Linked DNA regions of Homo sapiens: region 2 is linked to region 1. Evidence: chromatin contacts called from ENCODE Hi-C or POLR2A ChIA-PET data. All regions are on one chromosome and are shown on one strand. Each heading gives the region's core, a stretch centred on a gene start or an enhancer-like site at or near the end of the contact. The rest is flanking DNA. Distances are from core to core; before and after follow the strand shown. Region 1 overlaps CFAP57 (cilia and flagella associated protein 57). Region 2 holds the start of TIE1 (tyrosine kinase with immunoglobulin like and EGF like domains 1).

Region 1 (7,034 bases), core at 1,530-4,029:
CTCTCGCCCTCTGCTCTAACAGATCCCTAGGGGCTTGTCTTTAAAAAATGCTTTTTCTATCCCCTTTTGGCATCCGGTATAGTGCCTAGCACAAAAAAAGGCGCAAACTAGATATTCCTTGTTGTGTTGCTGGTAAATAACCAGGTTCATGAGTTAGGAATAATACTAATAGAGAGAGATATTCATATAGCACTTACTATGTGCCAAGCACTGTTCTGTGCCTTCTCCATGTTGCAACTCATTCAATCCTCACGAAACCCTCTGAGGCAGTTACTGTTATCCCTAGTCTATGGATGACGGACCATCTGTGTGAAAGGCATTTGCTTCAACTCATGTACCTGGGTGGGCTCCAGTCTCTGCTTTGACTGCTATGCATGGGTGCATTTCAAAATGAGAATGGGCTATTGCTCATAAATGCATTCAGCAAGCATTTATTAATGCTCATTACATAAGCAAAACCATACATTAGTCTCCCCTTATCCTTGAGGGATATGTTCCAAGATCCCCAGTGGTGCCTGAAACCACAGATAGTACTGAACCCTATATATACTATGGTTTTCTCCTATACGTACATAACTATGATATGGTTTAATTTATAAATTAGGTCCAGTAAGAGATAAATAATACCTAATAATAAAATAGAACGGTTATAAGAATACTGTATAAAAGCTGTGTGAATGTGATTTCTCTCTCTCAAAATATCTTACTCACAGTATGGTACTCACCTGTTTTTGGACCTTGGTTGACCACAGGTAACTGAAACTGTGGGTAAGGTGGGACTACTGTACTATCAGAGCGCCCCTTCATTCCCTCACTCATTCATGCACTCATTCACCCACCCACCTACACACATATTTTTTTTTTCTTTTATTATTATTATTGTTATACTTTAAGTTCTAGGGTACATGTGCACAACGTGCAGGTTTGTTACATATGTATACATGTGCCATGTTGGTGTGCTGCACCCATTAACTCGTCATTTACATTAGATATATCTCCTAATGCTATCCCTCCCTGTTCCCCCCATCCCACGACAGGCCCCGTTGTGTGGTGTTCCCCACCCTGTGTCCAAGTGCTCTCATTGTTCAATGCCCACCTATGAGTGAGAATATGCGGTGTTTCGTTTTCTGTCCTTGCGATAGTTTGCTGAGAATGATGGTTTCCAGCTTCATCCACGTCCCTACAAAGGACATGAACTCATCCTTTTTTATGGCTGCATAGTATTCCATGGTGTATATGCGCCACATTTTCTTAATCCAGTCTATCATTGATTTGGGTTGGTTCCAAGTCTTTGCTATTGTGAATAGTGCCACAATAAACATACGTGTGCATGTGTCTTTATAGCAGCATAATTTATAATCCTTTGGGTATATACTCAGTAATGGGATGGCTGGGTCAAATGGTATTTCTAGTTCTAGATCCTTGAGGAATCACCACACTGTCTTCCACAATGGTTGAACTAGTTTACAGTCCCACCAACAGTGTAAAATTATTCCTATTTCTCCACATCCTCTCCAGCACCTGTTGTTTCCTGACTTTTTAATGATTGCCATTCTAACTGGTGTGAGATGGTACCTCACTGTGGTTTTGATTTGCATTTCTCTGATGGCCAGTGATGATGAGCATTTTTTCATGCCTACACACACATTTATTGAATGCTGTGCACCACACAATGTGCCAGCTAGTAGGGCTGCCAAGAGGAGCAAAAGATGGCCCTGCCCTAAAGGGGCTTTATTCTGGCACAGCACTGATAGCTGCCATTGAATTAGGACCAGGCTACTCGGGGGTACACAGGAGAGTCACCATACTGTCAGCTGTGTTCCAGCCACGGGAGATCTGCCTTGGGCTAGCTTGCTGCCGTGGTATCTACGCACTTTCCCAGGCACCAGTCACAGGAAAAGTGGGAGGAACCAGCTGGAGGAGCGCACAGCCCATGTTTGTATGATGCATCCTTGCTGAGCTCCTCTCTTTTCCCTTCACTATTTGGAGCCCAATGTAACTGTACGGTTTCAGAGTTTGGGGATTTCAAAAGAATACAGTGGCAAGCCTAGGTGAGAGCAGCTCACTGCACAGTCATGCATCGCTTGATATGGGATACATGGTTAGGCTATTTTGTCACGCAAACATCACGGAGTGTATTTACACAAACCTAGCTGCGACAGCCTACTATACACCTAGGCTATGTGGTAGAGCCTACTGCTCCGAGGCTACAAACCTGAACAGCATGTGACTATGCTGAATACTGTAGGCAACTGTGACGCAATGGAAAATATCTGTGTATCTAAACAGAAAAGGTACAGTGAACATTTGGCATTATAATCTTATGGCATTACAATCTTACAGTCCATGTGGTCCATCATTGGTGTTACTCAGTGCATACCGTAGTTAGGTTTTTACCCCAGGAATGTAAGTGCAGACCAAGGGTAAGAGTACAGTTTAGAGATGACATGACCTCCATGCCTGGAAGGTGGGAGAGAAGTTACAGACAGCAAGTAAAAGGGAAATGAAAAAGAGCCCCGCAATTTACAATTTCACCCAGTCAGGAAGGAAACTAGGCAGGAAATTCAGGAAGTGACGATAACTGAGCTAATCTAAAAGGAATGAGGAGCCTGATGTTATCTTGGGAAGAAGGGGCCCTGTATGCAGAGGCCCTCATTCCGTGCATACTTTGTGCTGTAAGCACGGGAAGCTGTCCCTGCAGATCCGTGCACCAGCCCAGAGGCGGGGCAGGGGCAGACTCACCAAGGAATCTGCAATCTCCTTGAGGGTGTGGTCTGATCCAACAGCAAAGATAATTTTGGCATCGGGGGAGACAGTAACACAGTTGTAGCTGCAAGACTTGAGCACGCATTCTGTCTCTCTCTTTCCTGTGGACAGATTCCATTCATACACAGCACCATCTGTGCCACCAGAAATCAGTTTGCTATCATCTGCATTCCACACAATTGAGCGAATCTGCAGGAGAGGAAGACATATCCAGTGAAGAGTGTACACACACTTACACCCTAACACAGAAAAGGGTGCAAACTCCTTAGGTGCTCCACTAGACTGAGCAGAACGTCCTTTCCTGCTGTAGGCCCTTCTGTTAGCACAAAACATAGCTTCTTGTGAACGTTCACATTCTGTTTTCTATGACGCTTGCAAATTACTGAAGATGAAACACTCTCATTTCTTTTTCACTTTATGAACGTAAAGACTGAATCCTACAGGTTTCTTAAGGCTAGAACCAACCAATTATTGCTGTTTTTTCAAAACATTTTTGAAATAATTATGTATTCACAGAAACTTGCAAAAATAGCACAGAGAGAGTGGACTTCTGGAATGGCACGGTAAGAACCTCAACTTGACCTTCTCTCTGACAATGTAGGTTAACTGGTAAATATGATAAAAAATAATCATTTAAAGTCTTTAGAAGGCTGGGTGCAGTGGATCACATCTGTAGTCCCAACACTTTGGGAGGCTGAGGTGGAAGGATCACTTGAGCCCAGCAGTTTGAGAATAGCCTGGGTAACATAGTGAAACCCTGTCTTTATAAAAATAAAAATAATAAGCTGGGCATGGTGGCATGTGCCTGAGGCAGGAAGATGGTTTGAACTGGGGAGGCTGAGGCTGCAGTGAGCTATGAGTGTACCTCTGCCCTCTGGCCTCAGTGACAGAGTGAGACCCTGTCTAAAATAAAATAAATAAAATGTCTCTGGAAATTGTCCTCAGGGAATACAGCAAATGGAAAAACATTTATTCAAGAAAATCTACTCAATCCCAGTAAGAACAGAGTCTGCTGCATTTAAGCCATGACTCGCTCTGTTACGGCCTCAGCTCCAGAAACTTCACTGCTGTGCACTCTGGGCAGATGTGGCCAAGATAAGCGACTCCCTCTCCCCATAGCTCCTGATCTTGGGCTATGGTTTCGGTCTGGAAAGGGAAACTGCTGGGATTTCTTATTCTTACCCCAGCCCCATGTTGCAGAAGCTCTATTCCAAGCAGGTGTGGCCAAGAGGGCTCAGACTCTCTTCCCCTCGGCCCATTGTCACTTGTTGGAAGAAACTCCACTCTAAGCTCAGCATACTGAGAATAACTGTGCCCTAATGATTCCTGACCCAGTTTGCTTATAGAGTGAAAGTTCCAAGCCATGAAGGGCAAGCCAAAAAGACCAGGGGCTTACATACGTGCACACACACATACACACGCATGTGCACACACACGCACACACCTCAAGTGTCACTCACAGAAGTGAGGATGTTACTCCTGGAAAAGCAGGTCCCCGCCCCAGCTCTGGTGCAGTGGAGCAAAGGTTCTGTCTGTGGGAAAGTCAGGTGCTAAGACAGGGAGCTCTACAGCTCTGCTTGAGGGGGCTGACTTTATTTGGAATAGAACATGGAAAAGTCCATGCCTATGGGCATTGTCTAAAACAGTGGAGATCTTGGTGGAAAGTGATTAAGAGGAGGCTGATAACTCCAGGATGTAAGCAAAATGATATAGAGGAGTGGAATTTTGATAGAACAAGGGAAAGGGACAGAGAAGAAGAGTCCTTCAGGGATAACAGACAACTCTAGAGGCTGGAAGGTCTTGTGTATGTGTTAGACTGTACTGATTCAGGTGCAGTCAGAGTGGGATATGAGGAAAACTTGAAAGCATCTCCTAAGCTACACAAAGACCCGTTAACATAGGGCAGAGTCTCACTGGCACAACGGGCCTACCAAACACAACAGTCTACCAAATGCGGAACATTAAGCTCTCCCGACCCAGGGGCATCTCCTAGGAAGCCAGGCTTAAAAATGAAATCATATTCATCCCTCGCAGCCTGGAAGACTCTGTGCATGCCCAAGGCTGTACCCTCTTATGAACAATCAGAAAGGGGTCATCCAAACTACCAGTCTCTGGCTGAACATGATGCAAAAGCCATCACTCTCTGAACTGTGATAGCATTTTCCAAGCCACACATAAATCTGGTAGTAAAAGGTAAAAACCTAATTGTCTAAGGGGGTTTATGCACCATCTGTAACTAATAAGCAGCTTAGGCAACTCATGGGCAACCCTAGGTAGCCAGGCTAAAAGAAAAGATGAAAAATAGATCTGAGTAGTGATATGAGACACTGCTCACTACAGGGGAAACAGACTTTACAGAATTAGCTCAGCCAAGTCACGAAACAGATAATCAGCCAACCAACCAACAACAATGCCCTGGGGGGACACATATTCAGAACTGCTACAATATATTGTCTAAAATATTCAGCCAACAAAAAATTGAAACATAAACAAACAAACAAACAAACAAAAAGAGTGTAACCAATAAGAAAAAGAAAGAAAGAAAGCATTCAGGCAATAGAAATTGCCTTTGAAGGGGCCCAGATGGTAGATTTTGCGGACAAAGACTTCAAAGTAGCTAATACAAATAAGTTCAATTAACTAAAGGAAACTACGCTTAAATAATTAAAGGAAGGTAGGATGACAAGCCTCATCAAATAAAGAATATAATAAGAAAACAGAAATTAGTTCAAAAATCAAATGGAAATTCTGGAGTTGAAAAGTACAATAACCAAAACGAAAAATTCACTGGAAGGCTCAACAGTAGATTTGAGCTGGCAAACTTGAAATAGCTCAATAGAGATTGTGCAATTGGAAGAACAGAGAGAAACACTAATCAAGAAAAATTAACATTAACAGAGTTTCAGAGAAATGTGGGCATCCATTAAATGCACCCACGTATGGTACTGTAATGAGAGCACTAGGAGAAGAGAGAAAAACAACAAATATTCAAATAAATAATGCTGAAAAATCTCAAATTTGTTGAAAAACATTAACCTACACATCCAAGAAGTACAATAAACTCCAAGTAGGATAAATGCAAAGAAATCTAGATCCAGACACATCAAAAACAAAATGTTGAAAGCCAAAGATAAGAAAATCTTGAAAGCTGGCCGGCCACGGTGGCTCACACCTGTAATCCCAGCACTTTGGGAGGCCAAGGCAGGTGGATCATGAGGTGAAGAGATCGAGACCATCCTGGCCAAAATGGTGAAACCCTGTCTCTACTAAAAATACAAAAATTAGCTGGGCATGGTGGCGCACACCTGTAATCTCAGCTACTCAGGAGGCTGAGGCAGGAGAATCGTTTGAACCCAGGAGGCAGAGGTTGCAGTGAGCCGAGATGGTGCCACTGCACTCCAGCCTGGTGACACAGCAAGACTCCGTCTAAAATATATATATAAATATATATTTCTATCTGTGCTCATGAAAAAGACTAGCTTATTTTTTTTTCTTGTGGTGTCTTTGACAGATTTTGGTATCACAATTATTTTGGCCTCATAGAACATAACTGGAAAGTATTCCTTCTTTTTCCAATTCTCTAGAAGAGTTTTTTTCAAGATTAGTGATAGTGTTATTTTTTTTTCCTTAAATGTTGATAAAATTCCCCAGTGATAAGATCTGGGCCTAGAGTTTTCTTTGTAGAAAGGTTTTAAGTTACAGATTCTTCTTGTTTTGTTTTGTTTTGTTTTGTTTTGAGGCAGAGTCTCACTCTGCTGCCCAGGCTAGACTGCACTGGCATGATCTCGGCTCACTGCAACCTCCATCCCCCAGGTTCATGCCATTCTCCTGCCTCAGCCTCCCGAGTAGCTGGGACTACAGGTGCCCACCACCATGCTCGGCTAATATTTTGTATTTTTAGTAGAGACGGAGTTTCACCGTGTTATCCAGGATGATCTCCATCTCCTGACCTCGTGATCCGCCCACCTCAGCCTCCCAAAGTGCTGGGATTACAGGTGTGAGCCACTGCGCCCAGCCTACAGATTCAATTTTTATAGGAATTTGTCAGTTTCATCTATATATTAAAATTTATTTGCATAAAGTTCATAATATCCTTTCAATTTTTTTTTCATTTTGTTTTTTTTTTGAGGTAGGGTCTCACTCTGTTACCCAAGGTAGAGTGCAGTGGCATAATCTCGGCTCACTGCAACCTCCGCCTCCGAGGTTCAAGCGATCCTCCTGTCTCAGCCTCCTGAGTAGCTGGGATTACAGGTGTGTGCCACCACACC
Region 2 (7,034 bases), core at 3,339-5,838, 94 kb before region 1:
AGCTGACCACAGGCTCCTGGCCCTCTGTGTACAGAAGGAAGGCAGCTCAGAACTACAGATAAGATGGGTGCAGGCACATCCCATGGGACCTGGTCCACTACAGAGGAGAGGCCCTGGAGGTCGGGTGTGTCAGGGGCCAAAGCTGAGGGTCCCATGGGTCATGAAAGTGTTGGGGCCTCAGAACGATGGGTCTACCCTCCCCACCAGTTCAAATGCCCCTCTTTACCGTTGCTCTTCCAGATCACGTCTGTCTGCTTCTCCTTGTGCACACGTGCAGAAAGTACAGCGGTGTCACCTTTGTTCACAGTGTGTGTGACCTTGTCTGGAAGCAGGTGGGCTGCGGGGTGGAAGGTGGGTCAGCGGCCTGGTTTTCCCCGCGCCATCCCCCCGCCTGCCTAACTCACCTCCAGGGCTGTTGTGCACGTAGATGACGCGCGTGCGCCGCGCCCCAGCACCGCCCACGCAGGAGAAGACGCCCACGAGGTCCGAGGGCTTGGAGAAGCCGCGAAGCGTGACCTGGTGCGAACCGTTGCGCGCCAGGCGCAGGGGTGGCCCGGGCGGGGTGCGCACGATACGGTCGTCCTTCTCCAGCAGCAGGGGCGGGCCCCAGGCGTCCGAGCCCCTCCCCGCCCCGGCCTCCCCAGACACGCAAGTCAGGAAGAAGCGCTGGGGGTCCGTGAGCCGCAGGTTGGCCAGCAGCGTCAGGTCCACCGCCGCGCCTGGGGCCAGGACACCAGTGACTCTATTGTAGTCCCAGCCAACCCTAGTGCCCCAGAGCCCCCAGCCCCAGCCCTCTGGTCTTACTGATCCACCGTCCACTCAGAAGAGGGTCTCCAACCTTCACCCCTCTTCCTTCCCCTGCCCGGTTCTTCAGACCCCACAGGCCTCACTTTATCAGGCATTCCCATCCCCCTCCTTTCCCCTTCCATGCGCACTGGCCTCTTTCCCTCAAGTCTCTTCATTCTAAAAGAACAAAAACAAAACCACGAATCCTTCTCTGGCCGTGTCCCCTCCCTTCTCCTGCCAGATGGCTTCCCTTTCGCCCCAGCTTTCGGAAAGAATGATCTATGCTCCCTGTCTCCGTTTCCTCACTTTATTTCTATCAGTCCTGTTTCCCCACTCGTCTCTAAAACTGCCCTGCAAAGGTTGCTGTGAGCCACTTCTCCCTGCCTCCACCACGAGAGTGCAGGCCAGGAGAGCCAGCCAGAACAGAAGTGTCCCATGGGTCCCCCTCTCTGTCACTATGGAGATCTAGAAATGTCTGGTGGGCTGGGATTTGAGGTGGGAGAGGCTGAGTTTTGCAGCCAGAAGGTTGTGGCACAGAAATGGAGCTAGGGCTGGGTGCGGTGGCTCACGCCTGGAATCCCAGCACTTAAGGAGGCAGAGGTGGGAGGATCCTTTGAGCACAGGAGTTTGAGATCAGCCAGGGCAACATAGCAAGACCCCATTCTCCAGAAAAAGAAAAACAAAAAGAAATGGAGCTAAGCTTGGGGCTGGGCCCAGAGCCAGGGAGGGCAGCCCCAGGGCAAGGCCTGGAGCCCAGACAGACACAGACACGAGGTAGGTCTTGGTCTTTGTTTGCCTTCCAAAGAGCTCACGCCCTAGTTGGAGGAACAGGCATGAACACAGCTGCCAAATGTAGGGCGCTGTGCTTTTGAGCACAGAGAAGGGACCCCTGCTCCAGCCTGGGGGAGCTCAGGGAGATGAAGAGATGCTTCCTGGGAGGTACAGTTGGAGCAGGGCACATTGGCGTGAGGACAATGGGGAGGGAGAGAAATCAGGGGCAGGGAGAGGGCATCCTAGACAGAGGGAACAGCCTGGACAGAGGCCTGCAGTGGCAATATTGTGGCAGGTGGAGGGGGCTCTCCAGGTTTGTGTGACTGGAGTACAAAATGTGAGGCTGAGGCAGGAGAGATCAGGTGGAGTCAGAGTCCAGTCTGGACGGTGGAGAGCCTGCGAGCCTGCCTTAGCTCCAGGACCCAGAACCCCTCCACCAGCCAAGCCCTTCCTTCTCTGTCTCTTGTAGCTGACTGTCAAGCAGTTCATTAGTTTAAATGCCACCTAGCTTATCAGTGTTTGAAAGGCTACCATGAGCAAACGAAGCTGGCATTTACTGACCGCCCACCACATACCAACCCCCATTTTCCACTGGATCCTCACAACCAGTGAAGTGGATATTCTTTCCAGTTACAGAGGAGGATCATGGTAATTATTCTACTGGCTTCTTTGAGCAAGCTCGCCCACTCCCCCAGTTTTAACCATCACCTCTGAGTCAGTAACTCGGGAACGGTCTTTCAGCTTGGACCTGCATTTCCATCAGCTTTTCCCAAATCTGCTCCTCTCCAGTGCTCCCTGACTCACTGGACAGCACCCGCCACTTGAGACACAAACTATGGAGTCATCTCTACTCCCATTGTCATAATAATGAATGTTTATTGGCTGCCAGTTATGCACCAGGCACTTTACTGATATTGTTTCATTTTACCATCCCAGCTATCCTGGGAGGTGGATGTTATTATCCCTGTTTTATAGCCAGGAAAGGGAGGCTCAGAGAAGTTAAGTAACTTGCCCAAGGTCATACAATTAGTGAGTGGCAGGGCCAGGTTGTCTGATTCTAAAGTCCACATCTCTGAGCACTGTGCTGCCTGCCTCATCAGTCATAGAATTCTGCACATTGTTTCCTGAACGCTTCTTGACTTCATCCCCACCCCCCCAGCCTGCCTTTGTTCAGCCCTCATCCTTACTCACCTAGACCATCCCAACAGCCACAGCCCCTCCTTCTGCAACTCATCCTCCACGGTGATCTAAGACCAAACCTGACCTTGTGACTTTCTTGCCTGTGACCTCCCATGGCTCCCTATTGCCCTCAGGATAATGTTCGTGCTCCTAAGCCCCGTGATGCTCCCACGCTATCCCTCCTGTTGTGTTCCTAACAGGCACCTTCTCTCCCATGCACCTCCATGCCTCTGAGACTTGCATTTTTTATGTTCTGGCTGCCTGGAATGAAGACCACCCCTCTTAGTGAAATCTTCCTTGATTCCCTTTTTGTCTCCTACCTGAGGCAGTGTAAGCTGAACTCCTCCTCAGTGCTCCTCTAGAGCTCCTGTGTCTGTCCCTGTTTAGCCCTCTTCCCCTGTCCTGTGTTCTGCACTAGACCATGAACCACTCAAAGGCAGCCTCTGTGTTCTAATCGGCTGACCAGCAGACTGAAGGAATCAGCTGCCACCTACTCAGAAATCCTTACCAAGCACAGTGCACTGTGCCAACTGCTCTGCATCATTTTCTCATTTAAACCCCATAACAACCATAGGAGGCTGGCATCATTTAATCTCATTGTACAGACTAGGTGTTGCCAGCCTCTCAACTAATGGCCCAGCACTTAGCACAACTCCTGGAATATTGTTGGTGCTCAATAAATGTTTGTCCAGTGAACAACTGAGTGAATCCAACACAATTACCCTATGAACACCCCCTGAAAATGGCCCTCCACAGATCCTCAGATCCAACACAGTCAGCGGCTACTCCTCACTCCTCCCCTGATCCCAGGTTGCAGTGATTTCTAGCACTTGCCTGTGTTTTCCTGGCCTTGATCTCACTTTCTAGTGGATCAAAGTGATGGCAGTGATGATAGGGCTTGTTTTCCAAAATTTTTTGTTGTGGTGAAATGCATATAAAATAAATTTTACCATCTTTTTTTCTTTTTAGATGAGTCTTGCTCTGTCGCCCAGGCTGGAGTGCAGTGGCGCGATCTCAGCTCACTGCAACCTCTGCCTCCCAGATTCAAGCGATTCTCTTGCCTCAGCCTCCCAAGTAGCTGGGATTACAGGCTCCTGCCACCACGCCCGGCTAATTTTTGTATTTTTAGTAGAGATGGGGTTTCACCATGTTTGCCAGGCTGGTCTCGATCTCCTGACCCTGTGATCCACCCGCTCGGCCTCCCAAAGTGCCGGGATTACAGGCGTGAGCCACCACACCCGGCAAATTTTGCCATCTTAACCATTTGTAAGCAGCATATAACCCAATGTGATTAAATACATTCCTAGTGTTGTCCCACCATCACCACCATCCATCCTTTTTTTTTTTTTTTGAAAAAGACGAAAGTCTAAACACAATGGAGACGGGGTCTCACTATGTTGACCAGTCTGGTCTTGAACTCCTGGCCTCAATTGATCCTCCCATCTCAGCCATCCAAAGTGCTGGGATTACAGGTATGAACCACCGCACCCGGCCCCATGTTTATAACTCTTTTAATCTTGTAAAACCAAGTAAAAATCTTGTAAAAACGCTGTACCTTTTAAACAAAACTCCCCATTTCTTCCTCCCTGCAGCCCATGGCAACCATCATCCTACTTTCTGTCTCTATGATAAAATAGGGTTTCTTGGGTAGAAATCAGGGCCTCGGGGCCTAGAAATGGGGTGAGGGACTCAGGGGAGACTTACCCACATGAGAAGCCAAGAAGAGGATGGGGAGCAAGAAAGGGGGCACCCGCCAGACCATACTCCAGAGGCCGACCCAGGCCAGCCAGGACGAGCTGGGCCTGGGGTCAGATGCTGTGGGCCTGACTGCTCAGCCTGTGTTGGTCAGTGTGGGTCGGTGCTGGGGAGGAAGAGGAAATGAGGTGGCTTGGGTGGGAGGGGTGGCAGGGTAGGGGGTGGGAGGACTCATTCTGCCTTTGAGCCTCTAGGCCCCCCAATCTGGCCCCCACAAGGCTGGGGATGGGTGTGGCCTGGGAGGAGTCACTTGAGGTGGGGGGAAGGTTATGGTAAGGGCAGACCTGGGGACAGCTGGACTGATTTTTCCCATCCCCTGTCTCTCTCCAGTACTCAGTCTTGCTGGCACAAAGGAGGCAGGAGGCAGGAAAGGGAGGAAGCCAGTGGCTTCCGCCTATTGAGGAGGGGGGTGGGGTGGGGGACATTGTTCTGGGGTCTCCCCTCCCCCCGGCACAAACACACAATACGGCCCACATGAGTCCTCATGTATGTGCCCCAGGACACAGACAGTTACATGGGTTTCCTAGAGAGCAGTTCACATACGAAACACAAAGGACCTCTGTGGGCCTGAGAAGCACATACACTCAAAGGAACACAGGGCCCTGGCAACAAAGAGCCTTCGAGTCTACCTTGTGTACCTCTCTCATTGTACAGATGGGAAAACTGAGGCTTGCTGTGCTCGAGGGCACCCTGAGGCTGTGGCAAGGCTGGGACTTGAACTTCTGACTTAGTCCTTGCTTTCTTGGTGCCAATCGCTCCACAAGGGCTCACATTAAGCAGTCCCGGGGAGCACACAGGGAGTATCGGTTGCATAGATAGTCCTCAGCTTAAGCTGCTAATGAAAGCTTCAGCTTATTGTCTGCCAGGTGTCATTCATTTTGCGGCAAACCCCTGCCTATTCCTGGGCACTGGGGCAGCAGAAGTCTGCCCAGGGAGGTGCACTCACTCTTGACGGCTGACAACAACCTGGGAGCAGTCGCACTGCTTTGGCAAAGTCTCTAAAGCCCCATGGATCTTGCCTCTGCTTCCCTCCCAGACTCACCTCTCCCTGCCCTGGCACCCGTTGCTCCACCTCTTGCCACCACTGGCAGTTCCCAGAACGGAACAAGACCTGTAGGTACAGAACGCCCACGAGGAGGCCCTTCCAGGGAGCAGAGGGAGCAACCGTTGGATGGGCAGCCTTGCTGGTTAAATCGATGACCCCTCTGACCCGGAATGGAATGGTTGGGATGGATGAGACTTGGTGTCAGTTTAGGTGACTTAGGTCTGGTAGTACAAACCCTCCCCCTGGGCCTGGGACATCTTCCCAGAGTGTGTTCTGGGTGAAGGCTTCATTCTCCTCTGAATGCACCGGGCTCACATTCACTTTTCTCAGGAGGCTGGGTCCCTGCAGCTTGGTTGAGCTGGTTTAGGCCCAGGGCTCTTCTGAAGCGCCCTGAAAAGTCCCAGGAGACGCTTTGACTCCTGGAGTAGCATAGAAAAGGATCGGGAAAGACCTCCCTACTGATGTGTGACCCACAGAGATTCCCATTCCTGGGCCTGAGGCTGGGAGGAGCTTTCTCTAGACAAGGCTTTGGGTGGGATGGGAGTAGGAGCAGGGGGAGAGTGGTGGATGCCTTACACTTCAGCTCATCCTGGTGCCAGACCTTTGAATCTGGAATGAAAAAGGAGCTGGAAAGTGCTGGGACTGTTTGTATGGCAGGATTCACTTTTGTGGAACTTTTCCTTTGGTTCTTGGAAGACCTGGGGGGCCTGATGTCATTTTGCAAATGTGTGGAGAGCACTTAGGCAGCATTCATTCTTGTTGGAAGTGACACAGATATTGGCACAGGTATTTGCTTTGAATGGAAAAGTTTGAGACTGCAGGATGCTGGCACATGCAAAGATTCTGAGCCCATCTGCCCTCCCCACTCTCAACTGGGAAACAAAAACTGGTAATAATGATCTGTACATAAATAAAATGTTAATGGAGTTTGTACACAAGAATTTGTATTATAAAACAATATCCTACAAGTGTAAAAGTATTTTTACATGTGTTGAGATTATGCTGCAAGTAATTTAAATAGCATCAGTTTACAAACAATATGTCCCAAATGAAATATTACTGCACACACAAATTTTGAGTGGGTTGTGTATACATCTGCTGTTGCAGATGTATAAGACGACTTAAGCCATAATGCACATCTTGAAGTCTCAGTCACTCGAAAGTTATAGGCCAAAAATAATGCAAATATGAAGTTCTACACATTGGAGGGTTAACCTCCAAACCCAAAACAAACTGAATTGATAATGATAGAGTTAAACTCAAGGCGCCAGGTCAACTCAAGGTAATTTATTTTTTAACAGCCAAGCTCAGTGGCTCACACCCGTAATCCCAGCACTTTGGGAGGCCGAGGCGGGCATATCACTTGAGGCCAGGAGTTCGAGACCAGCCTGACCAATGTGGTGAAACCCCGTCTCTACCAAAAATACAAAAATTAGCCGGGCGTGGTGGCACGTGCCTGTAATCCCAGCTACTCAGAAGGCTGAGGTAAGAGAATCGC

Evidence for each region. A loop is a pair of places that touch in the nucleus more often than their neighbours do. ChIA-PET counts read pairs that join two places held with the same protein, here RNA polymerase II (POLR2A). Pooled maps may share reads with other maps.
Region 2: a loop to region 1 is called in a map of endothelial cell of umbilical vein, with 8 times the contacts of the local background. The contact joins the promoter of TIE1 here to the enhancer-like site in region 1. A Hi-C loop is called at or near these places in 1 of 168 maps with a recorded cell type or tissue (endothelial cell of umbilical vein) and 3 of 50 pooled maps. POLR2A ChIA-PET finds 5 or more read pairs at or near these places in 3 of 52 experiments (A673, activated naive CD4-positive, alpha-beta T cell and naive thymus-derived CD4-positive, alpha-beta T cell).

Annotation. Positions count from the first base shown.
Region 1 is chr1:43,202,641-43,209,674 of GRCh38, reverse strand. It overlaps CFAP57 (cilia and flagella associated protein 57), which reads right to left. Exons shown (of 23, transcript NM_001378189.1): 10 at 2,743-2,955. It overlaps LOC105378685 (a long non-coding RNA gene), which reads left to right. Exons shown (of 5, transcript XR_007066041.1): 4 at 3,283-3,329. Among named protein-coding and RNA genes, the nearest start is that of CFAP57, 34 kb to the right of the region's middle. RefSeq lists an enhancer at 2,283-3,482. Within about 2 kb of position 2,779, at least 14 of the 41 ENCODE cell types and tissues checked have a DNase peak (open chromatin) inside an H3K27ac peak, as active enhancers do; they include A673 and endothelial cell of umbilical vein, where a contact is called at or near this core.
Region 2 is chr1:43,298,536-43,305,569 of GRCh38, reverse strand. It overlaps TIE1 (tyrosine kinase with immunoglobulin like and EGF like domains 1), which reads right to left and starts at 4,588. Exons shown (of 23, transcript NM_005424.5): 1 at 4,441-4,588; 2 at 405-719; 3 at 227-337. The coding sequence starts at 4,498. RefSeq lists an enhancer at 4,529-4,618 and a silencer at 4,649-4,748.